Regions from separate parts of the Mus musculus genome. Here region 2 is linked to region 1. The links are chromatin loops, found by intact Hi-C in ENCODE. Cell type or tissue: heart. All regions are shown on one strand.

The links. A loop is a pair of places that touch in the nucleus more often than their neighbours do. Peaks named below come from ENCODE experiments on the same cell type or tissue, not always from the same donor. Only the 100,000 strongest peaks of a DNase experiment are listed, where the experiment ranks them.
Region 2: it touches region 1 in a loop (6-fold over the local background); 8 of 42 quality-filtered maps call a loop at or near these places.

Annotation. Positions count from the first base shown.
Region 1 is chr6:145,413,737-145,421,736 of GRCm38, reverse strand. It overlaps Lmntd1 (lamin tail domain containing 1), which reads left to right. Exons shown (of 10, transcript NM_028742.2): 6 at 1,863-2,049; 7 at 4,218-4,337. Among named protein-coding and RNA genes, the nearest start is that of Lmntd1, 17 kb to the left of the region's middle. In heart, CTCF peaks have their summits at 1,100 (motif pointing right) and 4,583 (motif pointing left); a DNase peak (open chromatin) is centred at 4,576.
Region 2 is chr6:145,819,792-145,827,791 of GRCm38, reverse strand. It overlaps Rassf8 (Ras association (RalGDS/AF-6) domain family (N-terminal) member 8), which reads right to left. Exons shown (of 5, transcript NM_027760.3): 5 at 6,713-8,000. Among named protein-coding and RNA genes, the nearest start is that of Gm38927, 19 kb to the left of the region's middle. In heart, a CTCF peak has its summit at 3,760 (motif pointing right); no DNase peak of the experiment used is centred here; H3K27ac peaks cover 609 bases.

The DNA of each region.
Region 1 (8,000 bases):
CACAGTGGTCTAAGCACAGCTAATGCAACGCTGAAGAAAGAAAATGAGGGAGGTTTTTTTTTTAATTAAATACTATATAAGGCAGTGGAGAAACTGCTATGATGCTGTGACAATGTCACACAGATGAGAGCCTGAGGACAGCAGCCACGCAGACAGACAGAAGGACATAGGTGTTGTCATGGGATGTCACCAGGTAGAAAGGGAAAGGGCACTTTGCCTGTTTTAGGCAGCTATACAAGTCAGTTCCCACCGGTCAGATGAATTCAGAGGCACCACTGAGGACCTGTGAGGAGTTGGTCCTATAGGGATGGAAGCCATGTAAAAGTTGCTCTGCGGCCACCTGCAGTCCCAGTGCTTAGAAGGTGAAGACTGGAGACCTCCCGGGCAAGGCTGGCCAGACTAGAGCAGCAAGTTCTGCGTTCAGCAGGAGCAACCACCTCAGGCAAGAGGAAAAAGTTGCCAACGTGAACCTCAGGTCTCTCATGCACACTCACAAGCACAAGGAAATGCATGTGCCTCCCACACGAATGGATGTGCAAACTCACACACACACACCATATACAAATATGTATACAAAGAAATCTTGGTTTTCCATACCATTTTTAAATTTAGCATTATAGATAAGAAATTGTGGGGAAATGACAGAGCAATGTAACCGTGTTCTTGTCAAGTGCTTGGTAAGTAAGACTTATGAACTACTGTGACCAGCCAAGACACAGTGATGTGTAAGACTTGTGAACCATTGTGAGCAACCAAGAAACATTGATGCTGTTCATAGCTCACCACAGTCATATCACGACCTTCAGCTGTGTTGCCAGTGACACTGAAACCTGCAGATTCGAAATTGACGTAGGCCCTGCAACATACTACATTCTCAATAAAAGAGGCAAAATTTTTAAAAGACCTATAGTATGTGTGAATAATGTCACATTCAGAATTATTTTTAACTCACAGTGACTTCATCCTCATGGTCACTTTATCAGAAAAGAACTATGTGCTTTAGCTTTTGATGACCATACTTTAAGACTTAAATGTTATGTTTCTGGGTATGTGCCTGCACATGGGACTGTGTCCCGTGTGCATGTGGTGCTCCTGGAGGCCAGGAGAGGGCGCCAGAGCACCTGGAACTGAGTTATTGGAGGTTGTGCACATCATGTGGGTTCTGGACAGCAAACCCATCCCCTCTGCAAGAGCAGCAAGTGCGCTTAGCCAACAAGCCATCACTCCAGCCCTTTGGTGTCTTTTTGGGTGCTTGATGTCATGTCTTCTGTTGAGAGCAGAAAATTGAGAAAAATCATAGCCACGTTTTCCATGATCAGAACCAATAGGCCAAGCTATTTTTCTCAGGTTGCAAAATACACAAGTTGTGGAGGCCGTGGAGAAGGCTCGGTGGGTAAGAGCACTGGCTGCTCGTTTGGAGGTGCAGGCTCAGCCCCCCGCACCTACATGGCAGCTCACTCCTGACTGATATTCTGGTTTCTGGTTACCCAGTGTTCACTCTGACCTCTGTAAGTACTATATGCACAGTGTACAGACAGACATGCAGGCAAGACACCTGTACACATAAAATAGGACCCAATCATTAAAACGTCCTCAAGGCCTCTATAGACTCTTGCCTAAGAGAGTCCATAGCTCTGCCGTTCATTACTCAGGCTCTGTGGGTGGGTGGGTTGGTTCGTCTCTCAAGAAATCTCAGCTGGCTAGGAACATGCTGCATAGACTCAACTGACCTTGAGTTTGTGGCTCTCCTGCCTCTGTTCTGAGTGCCAAGATTCCAAACACGCACCTCGTTATGGGGTTCTTACTGTGGGCCAGAGACATTCCTATTCATACCCACCCTGTCTTCGTTTCTTATTTTCTAGTTCTCTCGGAGAAATTAAAATAGCTGAGGTAAATATCAAGGGCCTCTTTGTGAGGCTTGTCAACTCCTCCAATGAAAAGGAAGTAGAGATTGGAAACCACATTCTTCAGCAAAACGTGAATGGACACGCAGTCTCCTTGTACCAGTTCCCCGACAACATCACACTGCAGGCCAACTCCACGGTGACAGTAAGTATCTGAAACCACCAGCTGGGTGGACTGTGCACGGGAAACACTGCGAGCTGGGAACACAGTGGGCAAGGACACAATGATGTGTGACTAGTGTGAGTTAGGGGTATCGTAATGACATACAGTGACCTGGGGATGCTGTGAGCTGTAAGTAATATAGACTGGGAATACTGGGGGGCTGGAATACCAGGGATCTAGAATACTAGGGGCTGGAAATACCAGGGGCTGAGAACATCTTGACCATGTGTTGAAGATACACTGAATTGGAAATACCCTGATGTAGGAATACCAGGAGCTGAGAATGAATTGAGTCAGGAATCTCATGATCTGGGAAAACTGTGAGCTAGGAATACCAGGGTCTGAGTGATGAATACTGTGAGCTAAAAATACAGTAAGTTGGGTACACATGAACTGGGAACACCAAGATTTGACCATGATTTGAGAACATGGTGAATTGGGAATCCTGTGAGCTGCGGATGTGGTTGGCTAGTGATACCATGGGCTAGAAATACAATGAGGTAAGAATATAGCAAGCTGAGAACCCCAGGAGCTGAGAGTGCTATGAGCTGGTCAAATACAGCAAGCTGCAAATACCATGAGATGGCACCAACAGAAGCTAAGACCATCGTGAAGCGGGAATGGCCGGAGCCAGTGCTATGGTGGGTTGGAATAGCCTGAGCTGACAGTATGGTGAGTTAGGGATACTGTGCTTTCGAGATATCATGAGCTGGGACTCCCAGGAGCTGGAAATGTGGTGGATTGGAAGTACCATGATCTGGGATTGGTGTGAGTTGGGGAACAAATAATCTGTGACTGCAACATGAGTAGAGAACACTGAGAGCTGGAATTTATTAATGCATTGGGAACACTATCAGCCAGGAGTGTCAGGAGCTAGGGAAACTTTAAGCCAGGACCACAGGGCTGCCTTGAACAGAAAAACATCACAAGCAGGGAATACCGTGAGGGAACATGGTGAGCTGGGGGTAGCAGGAGCTGGGAGCACTGGGAGCTGGGAGCACTGGGAGCTGGGAGCACTGGGAGCCAGGAACACTGGGAGCCGGGAACACTGGGAGCCGTGAACGCTGGGAACTGGGAACAGTGAGCTGGGAACACTGAGAGCTGGGAGCACTAAGAGCTGGGAGCACTGGGAGCTGGAAGCACTGAGAGCTGGGATCACGGGGAGCTGGGAGCACTGGGAGCTGGGAACACTGGGAGCTGGGGACACTGAGAGAGGAGCACTATGTGCTGGGAGCACAGATGAGAGCATTGTGAACTGGGAGCACTGAGAGCTGGGAACACTGGGAGCTGGGAACACTGGGAGCCAGTAATAATGTCAGAGCTGGGTTCCTATAGGGAATGCTGCCTCTACTGTCAGCCTGTGGCTTGGCACAAGTGGCCTCGTGGATACTTGATCTTTGTACTAAATGTGATTTTGTGGTTTGTAGTGTCGTGGATGGATGCCTGTACTTTGCTCTCCACAGCTTTCTTCCGTGTAGTAAGCAATCATATTCTGGCTTGTCCTTCAAAGTGAAAATCCTAAGTCTGAAAATGGATTCTTAAAAGAGAAGTAAAGAGCTGGTCATCTCAGAGAGCAGGCACTAAGGGGGTTCTCCCTGACACCCCCCATCTGTGACCCTCTGAACCTTGATGTCTGGTCTGTAGCCATGTGCTGCAAGAGTATGTGTGTGCTTGTTTTACATGACACTGAGATAAGATCTCTACAAAATTACTTTAGAAAACCACAAAATCAAGCTACAAAAACAAGCAAAGCAAAACAAAAAACCTCAAAGGTACGACCTAGTGTTTTGAATAAGCCTACAGTGTGCATTTATATCTATCCTGGATCCGCTTGCGGACCACAAGCCAGGGCTGGGTGGTTGTTTAAACCGTGTTCGGTCACTGTTTAGCATTACATTATATTTTAAAACAACCTAGAAGCTCAGATGCCTATATAGTCCCAGGTCCTCAGGAGGCTAAAGCTGAGGCACAGAAATGATGTGAACGTAGGAATTCTAGCCAAGACCAGGCAAATGCAGGGAGAGCCTTCCCACCTTTAATGACAACGAAAACCCTATCTGTTCAGAAAGATTAATAACAATAGCACCGTCGGATGTGGCTCTGGGTGGAACCGCAGTAGCACTTGTCAGCAACAAACTGCTTTCTCTAAGGTGTGGGCAGCAGCTTCGGAAGCAAAGCCACAGCCACCAACGGACTTTGTTTGGGAGGAACAGAGCAAGTTCCGATCCAGTCCGGACTGCACGACCATCTTGTGCAAGCCCAATGGTGAGGTGAGTGTCAGAGTTTTCAACACTCGATGCTGGAGTAGCCGGCCACTGTTCCCTTCGGCCCTTGGTCCTGCTCACATTCTGCACAGCACATCTAGAGTCACCCCCAAATGCCCCCAGCTAGTGCCTCAGGCAGACCAACACCCCTCTCTCCCAGTGTGTGCCCAGCAGCAGTCAGGGTGTCCCGAGTTTCTGATCAACAGCTGTCTCCTATCCCTCCCCAGTGTGCCCCCTTCTGGCCATTTGGAGTTATGGCACCCTGAGCTTCCGAAGGCTGCAGCAGATTCAGAGTCAGGGGTGGGCTTTATTTGCGATCCTGACTGGAAGTGTGAGATAAGGAAGGTACTGCACATGGCCTTCTCTGCTCAGCTATTCATCCCAACAATGTTTCTTGGGAGTCTTGCCTTTGCCTATGCTCTAGGCTGAACTATGCACAAGGAACACAACACAAAGACTTGATCTCTGCGCCCAGGGGGGTGCACAAGCTAATGGAAGGGCTTATACTCTTAATTTGAAATAACTATCTTCTATGCGGAATAAAATGAGATACTTTAGAAATAATTTTCTGGGATTCTTTCCCCATGCTTGGCAGTCTCATGCTTTCGTTGGTATAAAACTAGCATAATTATAATTTATTCTTTAATTCTTATCCCTAGACAAATTTGCTACGCCACAAAACCATTAACACCCCCCCCCATAATATGTGGACTAGAGTATGAATTTCTTTCTTACTTCATTATACAATGATATTCGGTAACTACCTGTTGAACAGGCTAGAGTAAAATTTTAAAAGATTTTATTTTCTGTATATGTTGTAGGGTGTGTGTATGTATTATGTGGCATATGTGTGTGAGTGTTCACAGCATGGGGTTGTGTGTGTGCAGTGTATGTGTGTGTGTATGTGTCTGAGTGTGTAGAGAATGTGTGTATGTGTGCAGTGTGGGGCATATGTGTGCCTCCTGTGTGTGCATGAGAAAGAATATATGTGCGTGCATATGAGAGAGTGTGTGTGTGCAGTGTGGGGTGTATGTATGTGTGTGAATGTATGCAGTAGTATGTGTGAGAGCATGTGTGTGTGAGGATGCATGCAGTGTAGTGTGTGTGTGTATGAATGTTTATAGCATAGCATGTGTGTGAGCGTGTGTGTGTGTGTGTGTGTGTGTGTGTGTGTGTGTCCTCAGAGTAAAGAAGGGAGTTCAGAATCTCAAGAGTTGGAATTGCAGGCTGTTGTGAGCCACTCACGTGGGTGCTGGGAACCGAAGCTGAGTCGTCTGGAAGAACAGCATCCTTACCTGTTTAATCGTCTCTCCTGCCCTTTGCTGGGTTTCAGATTGGGAACTCTCTAGATTCATCTTTACTCAGCCATCCATGTCTTCGTGATTTAAACTGAATTTTATAATACTTGTATTTAAAATTGGCTAGAAAAATAAGGACATGTAATTCAAATGAATTACCCTGTCTCCTGAGACACCATCAGCAAAACCCAGGTTAAGACGGAGGGCTGGAATGTGAAATGTCAGACCACCTTCCCTGCCTGCGGAGGGCACCTCTGAAGGAGATAGGAAACTGTAGGTGGTTCCTTCCTTTTGTGCCTTCTCCACCTTGGCCTGATCACAGTTATGGAGGAGCTTGGCCAAATCTCCTGTCACCGTGAGCCACTCTGCCATTGTTTGCCCACCATCATGGCATGAAATCTCATGAAATTATGAACCAAAATCAATGCCTGCTCAGTAGTATTCATGTCCATCATTTGACTGTCCCTTCACACCTCACACCCTGCAGGCCAGTCTTGGTCCCACAGAGGCTCTCTTCCTCCCTTGACGCAGTGCATTGTTTGGCACTTGTCCTGGGTGGTTCTAGAGTCATTTGGTAAGTGGGGACTTCAGTAGAGAAAATGTGGCCATCAGATTGGCAAGTCTGTGGAGTCACTGCCTTGATAATGATTGGTGTGGGAGAGTCCAGCCCCCTGTGGGTGTGCTGATGCTGGTCATGTAAGCTTGGGTTAAATAAGAGAGCAGGCCGACAAGAGCCAGAGGGAGCGAGTCAGTAGGCGGGGTCCCTCAGCCTCTACTTCGGTTCCTGCCTCCAAGCTTATGCTGCTGGTTCCTGTCCTGACTTCCGTCTGTCCATGATGGACTGTGATCAGAGCCTGTAAGCAAATAAACCCGTCCTCCCCAAGACGTTTTTGGTTACGGTGTTTATCACAGCAACAGAGAGACCTAAAACAGCAGCAACCATGGCCAAAACCACGGACAGGGAAACCTAAGGTAGGAGAGGCTTACTTAGGCTGCAGTTTCAGGGGATCAAACCCAAAGGTTGCTTGTCCCCTCACACTTGGAGGAAAATATTGGTAGCAGAAGCTTGCAGCACTTTCCGGAAAAGGCTTGAGATAAGGCAGCCCACAGACTGGCTGGCACTGGTGAGCACAGCTAGGAAGCACTAGGTATTCTCAACAACTCACAGATAACACCATCAAATGAGTACCAGTGTTCAATGCACACAGCGATGACGACGACGACAACAGCGCCACACCGACTACAGTAGATGACCTCCTCTTCAGGCCACACCCTTGGGTTTCATCCCATTGGAAAAACCCAGCTGTGACAAGGCAGTAAGCTTCTTCAGCTAGAAAATGCGCCCTTAATAAGAAGGCCAGGGAGAGCCCGTGTCCACCTGAGACCCTAATAAAAACTCACAGTTCTTTACAGACAAGATCACCTCCATTCTTACCTCAGTGAAGCTAGTCCTCACCTGCAATTGCAAGAAAGGCTTTCCTGGAAACCCTGATTCCTGCCCGTTTGCTGCATAAAGCAGACAGGTTTTGCCAGGACCCAGGGGCCGCTCTCCAGCTATGCCACGGACCAGCCGATGACAACCTGCATCTTGTGGGGAAGTCTCAGCCATTCCCCCCTCTGCCTGGCACAGCCCCACAGACCAACAAAGGTGTCTCTCTGGTCCTCAGTAACACTTGCTTTGTGATAGAGCACCGGCAGATGACATTATGGATTCTCTTCAAAGACAAACTAAAGTGTGACTTAGGCCACACTTGGAACCACCTTGTCCTAAATGACTATAGCCAAAGGCCACTAAAACCACAGAAGCCATAGAGTGTGACGAGGGGGATTTGAGTTTCTTCTGCCTGCAGATTTGTAGGTAGCCATTATTCTGACTGCTCCCTGAAAATCTGACTCTCTACTCTCCTCACTAATGCGCTGTGAGTCTGGGTTTTCAAAACAGTGCTGTCAGTCAGTCACGCTGGAGTCACAGCGTTTGTGGACGCTGCTCATCCTCCCTCGGTGTCTGGGACTTCGTCAGGCCCTTGTTTTACATTTAAGATCCAGATATGGCACAGATTTCTCCTGCACAGTGGTAGCTCATGGAAGGGCTGGTTAAAGAAATCACAACAGATTTAACATGTGATCAGGGAGTCCCTCTCTACATTGGTGTATACCCAAAGAAGACCTATAACGTAACTAAGTCTAGAGAGCTAATGGACAATGGACTAAAATCACTTAAATGGCATTGCGTCTGGGGTTTTCAAAAGTGAATTTCACTTGTGCTTGTCAGAGATATGTGACATACATAAAACTATAATATATTATAGTTTTATATATAAATATATATTAATTCTGTAATTAGTGTTGAAATAGCCCGGGCAGCATAGCA
Region 2 (8,000 bases), 410 kb before region 1:
TTAGGGGGAATTCTACTTTGCCTAACTGCTTGGCCCTGAACATTGGTTTTCTATCATGACAACAAACTTCCCGAGAGAAACAACTTGCAAGGAAAGGTTTCATGTCTGACTCACAGCTCCTGCAGTTTCAGTTTGTGCTTGCTTATAGGCCAGCGTCAAGACTGAACAGCATAACATCAGGCTGTTCTCATGGTAACAAGGGGAAGAGATGGTGGCAAAATACACCTCATCAATCTATGCCTCCAGCCACCTACTTTCTCCCACCTTCTAAAGTTTCCAAAGCCTCCCAGTAGCCCATTCATATATGGATTTGTCAGCCCCACAGTCAGTCAACCCCAGAGGCCCCACCTCTGACTACCTGCACCTGTCTACATGTGAGCCGGGGGGACACTCTTAGGATCCAGAAACACTGTCTCCTATCTCTCACACAGGCCTCACAGTGACTACTCTTGGCTCTTAGATACTGGATTTATACTTCCTGGGGCCTCAGCTTCTCTTGGTAGGTTGTGAAGTTTCTCAGCATCCAAAATCACGCGAAGCAGTTCCTTTTTCTAGGTCTTTGTCCCAGAGAAATCTGTCTGTCCACTTGTCCATCATCTATCTACTGATTGCCCATCTAGTGACTACCTATCGTTTGTTAATACATATATATATATTAATCTATAATATTTATAAATATGTCAATCGTCAATGCTCTATCAGTGATCTATTGACCAGTCATTTGTAATCTATGTCTTCAATTTTCTATCTTATCTGTCATCTTCTAATTAGCTTCTAGCTTATGTCTACCATCTACCATCTATTGTGTATCTTCAATCGTGTCTATTGATCAATCATCTATCCATCTGTTTATCTACTTAGGATCTATATTCTCTCTTCTATTTACCATCTATACTCTTCTTCTGTCTCCATCTATCAATCACATAGCTATTTAGCTTTCATTTATTTTCTGTTCACCATTACGTTGGGTCTGTTTCTTTGTCCATGCTTCATAAATGCATCCTCCAGGGACTGCCCTCCTCCGTAGTGTAGGCTGGCTGCTGTTTGCCTCTGGTGATCAGTCCCTGATTCCATCCTCATTCAGTGCCCTGGTCTGTTACTGAACTCTAGGTCTGGGCAGTTTGCATTTCTGGAGCGCTTTATTCTTTTAGGTGGGTCTGTATTTCCAGGTGGTGTCTCTTCCCATCTGAAGAATTTCTTGTGCTGCCGGTCTCAGGTGACGAATTCTTCTGGTTTTGCTTATTCCACTGTTGTTGAAAATTAACAACAAACCTCACAGTCATCCAGGAGTCAGCTTCAGCTTCAGCTGGGTCTGTGGACCCTGGACCAAGGTCTCATGCAGCCCAATGTGGCTTCAAACTCTTGATCCTTCTCTTAGACCCCTTCATGCTGTGGTTTTAGGTAGGTACTACCATGCCCACGCAGTCTCTCTACTTTTTTTTTTTTTTTTTTTTTTTTTGTTAACACTGGGGATTGACTCCAAGGCCTCATGTATTCCAGCAAAAGTTCTACCACTGAGCTAAAATCCCAGTCTCCCTTTTTTCTTTCTGAAGGTTTCACCAAGTTTCTCAGGGTGTCTCTGAACTCATTCTTAGCTTAGACAGGCCTTCAATGTATAATCCTCCTGCCTCAATTCCCCAAGCTCCACCGATGAATAGCCCTTCACCATCACCAGTAGGTCTTATGCTGTGACCCTGTTTAATAAAGGGAGTTTTTATTTTACCCCTATATGTTCTTGACTACTGGCCATTAGATATGGCTGCCTATGTGTGACTTTCTTACAGAGGGAGCTGTCATACTGTGGAAGTCTCTTTACCACGGAAGCTTTGGTGGGGTTTGCGACAGACATATTGGTCTTTAGGAAGAAATAACAACACTGTTTCTCCACAATCAAAAGATTACGGTAAAAGTGTAATTCCATACCAGACCTACAGGAGTTAGAAATGATGGGACTTTGCAGTGACGTCATTGCTCTCTGCACGTGCATGTATCATATTTCACAGGAGAGGACATCCTGGCAGCAATCTGAGAAGTAAGCTTATTAGCCAAGTGGATACTACAGAAGCCACAGCTTACAGATGACATCAGTTTATCCAGCAACTTAAGGAAGGAAAAGCTTATTTTAGTTTACAGTTGTCAGGGATACAGCTCATCAAAGTGGGAGACCCACATGTAGGGAAGGAGTATGAGGTACTGGTCACGTGGCACCCCAAGCAAGAAGCAAAGAATGGACAGGAAATAGAACCAGGTATAAAACCTAATGGCTCTCTTCTAGCGCTCCACTTCCTACTGTGAAGCTCCACCCCCTAAATCTCTGCAGCCTTCCAAAGCAGTTCCACCAGCCAGGGAACCCCTTACTGAACTACAGGAGCCTAGAGGGGACATTTTACAGTCACAAGATGGCATGGCCAGAGACCATCTTCCTGTGTAGGGCATGTTGATTGGGCAAGTTTTAAGAGAAATCAAGAATGAGGAGGAGAGAACAGGGGGTTTGTGTGTTTTAAAATGTGATCAAAATACTGTCTTTCATGGAAGGTCTGTGTATACAGTAACTGATCTCTGTAAAGATGTAGCAAGTACCATGGAGTCACAGATGGGACCAGAGAGCATGATACTGAAGCAGGAAGCTAAGCTAACTACACACCTTTAAAACAACAATACATATCAGTAGGGATGGGTGCCTTGGGAATATTCAGAATGGGACTCATTTTCAGACCTGGGAGAATCGGAACTAAATGCCTATGCAAAAAGCCCTGGGGAGCAGCTGACCATTCAAGGCTCTGCCAACAGCAGAAGTCATCCTAGAGCCTGGTGGTGTTTGTACCCCAGCTCTATTTGTGTGTGTGTGTGCACGTTTGAGAGCCCTTGTTTATGTACATGTGTTTGTGAACATGCGTGCATAGATAGGTCCTGTGGAGCTCCAGGTCCAATGTTTCTCTCAAGGGAACTAAGTAAAAATAAAAACTTGCAATACAGGTAAAGAAAAAGCAAGAAGGCTACACATTGGATACAGAAAGAGTTTTTGAAGATATGTAAATTAAAATTAGAATACTTACACCCATAGCAGAACTTCTCCCAATATGATTCTTATATATAAATTAAAAAGAAAAGACTTTTAAGTGAAATTTAGAGCATGAAGCCATGTTAGACTTTAGGATGATGGGATCTGTGGATGATCATGCTTTGGACTCAGGGAGTTGGCCTCTGTCAGGTCAGGACAAACCAGGTTCAGCTATTAGTCTTGAGTGAGCAATCAAGACAGGCAGACTAATTGTGAGAAACAGAAAAAGGGAGTGCACTTGATATACCACACTGGGAAGAGGGTTTTAGCAGCCCCAGGGTCTTGATTTCAGGTTAAGTTTTAAATACAGTAGCAGGCTGTGCACACACAGGCAGCTCTGGTCCAGGGGTGGCGCAGCTGCCTCTGACTCTTTGTTCTCCTTTCTGTAAGGTGGTCTACACAACTGTGAATTTTTTCTCAGAAGAAAAGTTTCCCCGCTGGCTGGCCCGGGCTCTAAGGGATTCTTTTCTCCCAGCTTGAGATTTCTGGGGGTGAGAGGAGTTCCGATTTCTTCCACTTCTTCAATAGTCCAGTAGCCAAGCAAGGAGCACAGACATGTCCTTAGACTATCTTCAGCCCTTCCAGGATGGTTACAAGTACAGCTAATCTTCACAGAGCCACAGGATGAAGCATTGGACCCATAAAGACAATCCTGGGGACATTTAGGTTGAAACATAGCCAACAAAGTGTCTTCCTGTAGAGGGCACCAGATGACTAGGCAGTGAAACCTTGCTGCCCTGTAGTGGGAAGTCCTGGGAAGGAGCCTCTGTGAACATACTGGAGACTTGTGGAAGTTGAAGATCCAGGCTGGGGGTGGGGGGTGGGGGAAACGACACACGGACTCAGTCTTTCCCTGCAAGCTCCATGCAGGCAAGTCCCAGCTCTTCGTATATGCAATCTCTGTGAGACAGCAGTCAGGAGCTTCCTGACAGGGTTGACAGAGGCTGAGGAGAGAGGCTATCAGGCATGCACATAGTTGTGGCAAACAGCAAACATGGAGAGTCACCACAGGCTAAACTACCGTCTGGCAGTTTGCATTGGTGCTCTTAGGAGGCAGAGAAGATGACCTTAGACTTTTATTTGGACAAGAGTATTTAATCTTACTTTTCATTAGATTGTGTTTCCCATGTATCTGTGCCAAAGATGGAAGTCCAACTTAGGAATGGGAGTGAATTCTGAAGTGAGTCTATTGAGAAATAAAAACTCACCCACCTCCAACTTGAGTGTCTGTGTCTAACATTCATGTCAGATATGCAAGCAGGAAAAGGCAGAGATCAGATCTTTGAATATGCTGATTCCTGACCCTGGCTGTGAGGCAAGGCCACAGGGTCATAGGCCAAGCAGGACCTTCTGTGGATAGGCAGATTGCTTGCACCAATGAGATGACAAAGCGTCAGAGTGGGAGGGGTGTGGGTGAGAAGGGGCCAGGCCTCAGTCCGCTGCTGGCAGGCCTCTCCTTACATCCCCACCACTGTGCTGTTGCCAGGAGACTGAAGAAGGGGCCAGGCCACATGGAGTGCAGTGCGGAATGTGTGAGAATGTGCAACCTGTGGTCTCATGAGTCCACGTGATCTGACATGGGCGAGGACTCACTTTCTCTTTTGCAGAGGACAGGACGCACCCACAGATCTGTCTTTTAATACAACTTATCTCTCTCCAAGGCACATATATGTACCCGTGCCCAAAACAGGGACGAGAAAAGCAACATGAAGCCCTCCCTGTTCACCTGGCAACTTAAAACCACCTGTAACTCCAGTTCCAGGGGATCTAACACATGTTCCTCTCTAGCCTCTGTTGGCATCAGGCACACACATGGTGTATATACATACATGCAGGCACAAAATTCATACACATAAAATTAAATATATATCAAATATACATTATATAAAATACACAAATATATATTATATAAATAAAAATATATAATCTATAAAAATAAATATATAAATATATTTTAAAAGGCTGTCTTATTTCACTTAGTAACAAGTGCCCTTACGTGCAACCTTGCCACCCTAAAATATTCTCAAGAAGATGCTACAGTATTCCACAGCCCACTCACATCAGAGAGGTTCCCATGAGTGCTTGCTCAGGAAGCTGCTCCATTGAGCTCTCTTATCCTGTTGAGTCCTTATTTCCTGGTAGCTGTTGGCGTCCTGTGTGGACTTTTTAATGCCTAAGCCCCCACAGCTGCCTGCCCCCTCAGCCCCTCACCTTTGGCTGTCTCTTCTGCGCTTCTAACATGGTACCTTACCACATGACTCCTCAGTGACTCAATCAGGAAATTGCTTATGCAGCTTTTCACAGTGGGGAGGTCAGTGGTTCTATGGCCGTGTGCAGCAGCTGACTGCATGAATCCAGCGGACCAGGAAGCAAGAAGCCAGTCGGAAGTGGGCTGCACTATATACCCTCCTGGCCCATCTCCCTCTGGCCCACTTCTCCCAGCTAGGCCCCTGTCCCTAAGGTTCTATCACTTTCTAAAACAGGACCAAATGTCCAAACAGGAGAACCTGTGGGTCCATTCCCCAGCTCCTTACAGGGCAACCAAGGCTTTCATAACCATGACAACCAAGGCCTTCATAACCATGATGTCTGCCCACTCTCTGTTCCCTCCTGCTTATACTATCTAATCACAGCTATTCAGTCCTTCATAGTTCTAGCTCCTAGACAGTGCCAGATGCCATTCTGATTCCTATCTCCTGCTCCAGGGTCCTGATGCTTGGGCTGATGGGGAAGCCCTTCTGGCCACCGTCCCATGACACTGGAACCCTTGCTCATTTAACTGAGCTTAACATGTGGTAGTGAGGTTCACCTTCCTCATGAGAGGGTAAAATCCTTGAAGTGGGGGACCCATGTCAAGTTCAGCCCAGTATGGCCATAAGTAGGGCTTACTACATACATACCCCACTGGCATCTCCTATGTCACCCCACATGAAGAATGTAAGTGGCCAGGGAGGAACTATGTAAAAGAGGACACTGTTTTGTTCAGCCATTAACACATGCTTTAGCGAGGGCAGGGTGGATCATTAAAAGTCTAAAGCTTCCAACTAGGAGTCAGAACTGAGTAAGTCTCCTCATTTCCTCTTTACGTTTATAGCATGATGTTACTCATGTGTATTTTCTTAACCTAGCCTTAGCTCTACTTAAAAACACTCCTGCAAACATGGATCCACTTGCACATCAGAGGTGGCAAGATGCAGATGCTGTCTTCTGCAAGCCCCAGCACATTTGCACATCATGTTCGGAGGCCAGAGGTCAACTGTAGGTACTGGTCTCAATGGCCCTCCATCCCCACTGAACTTGTTTCGGCTCGGCCGGCCGGTCAATGAGCCCAAGCCGTCCACGTGTCTTTGATTCGCCAGTATTGATGCTAGTGGTGTGACATGTTACACAGGGATGCTGAGGACATGGACCCAGGACTGGTGCTTGTGTGCCAAGTTCTTACTCACCTGCTGAGCACCCCCGGCCTAGCTGTACCTCTGTGTAAGAGACCATTCTGAGGGTTAACAGTATGTTCAGAGAAAGGTCTTTTGTTTTTTTTTTTTTTTTTTTTTTAATCACTGATACATAGACCTACTTTCTTTGGCATCTTTCAAAGGAAACAATATTATATCTTTAAGTATTAAGTATATAAGAAAGCAAGCAACAATTGTATTGCTCCAATGAATCTTGAAAATTTATTATTTGGGAGAATATCAGATATTGATCTTTTTGCTTTATAGCTCATGATAATAATCAGAAAATATACATTTTGAAATAAAGTCAAAAGAAAATAATTACATATAGTACATATTACAGATTTCTTATTTATACATCAGCAAAGCAGTACTAAAAGCATATTTATGGCCCACAATCAGCAAATGTGGACATTTTCTGTCTAAAGCTGCAGCAGCTCAAATCCTTCTAGGTCAGTGAAGGGACAGAGAAATACACTGAAGGGCTATCACCCACCATGTCTGGCTGTAAACCTGTATTTCCACTTTTCCCCTCTCCCACACATATGCATATATTTATTGCCATTAGAGTTCCACTGGTTTAACACCACACCATATAGCCATCTGCGGTCATTTGGTTTCTATAAATACATATAAAATGAGCGGGAAGGCGCTCCCGCGGCTTGCACGCACGCAGCCACTGCCCTGGCATGGAAGGTGCACTGGGAAACGTGGAGCAGCAATACTGAGTAACTACTGATGGCCGTGAGCTGACACGGCCAGCAGGCTTCTCCCAGAACTTAAAAATACCACAGCAGACATACGAACACACAACTTTAAAACACTGGCGTGATACAAAAGGAATACTCACGAGCTAGCCTCGCCACAGTATCTACCGATCAAGACAGGCTTGTGTTTGGGAAGCACACAGAGCATCGTTTAATATACATTAAGGCCTAACCTGTCAAAGGCAATGTCCAATGCTAACTGCCCATCTTCCTGTGCCCGCCTGCCATCAGGCCTTTGTCTTTTTCACATGATTTCCTCAATCTATCAAGGTCCTTACTTGCAAAGATGTTCCCAGATGTTGCTCTAGGTGAAGACTTCTTGTCTCTGCAGACCTTTTTGCACTTACAAGCAGCTGTGTTGCCGCAGGACTGGGCTGTCTTAGCTGTGGAGGAGTGCTGATCTGTCGGTCCGTGCTGCCACACTCCACAGCGAGTACCATGAGCTGCATCTTCACTGTGCAGGCTCTGCTGGGCGGAGCTATGCCCAACTGCCCCCTGATAGTTATGTCAATCTGCACAGTCAGAGGGCAACTTCTATCAATACCAACTGAAGCCTCACATATAAAATTCCCTGTTCACGGAGACAAAAAAGGAACACTAACAGCCAAAATGTAAAGGAAATGAAAAAAAATAAACACACAAAGTGAGGTAACCCACTGTGGGTGATTCTCTGAGAAAGAGGATACTCTATAGGTCAAATAGACCAATGATACTCAAATT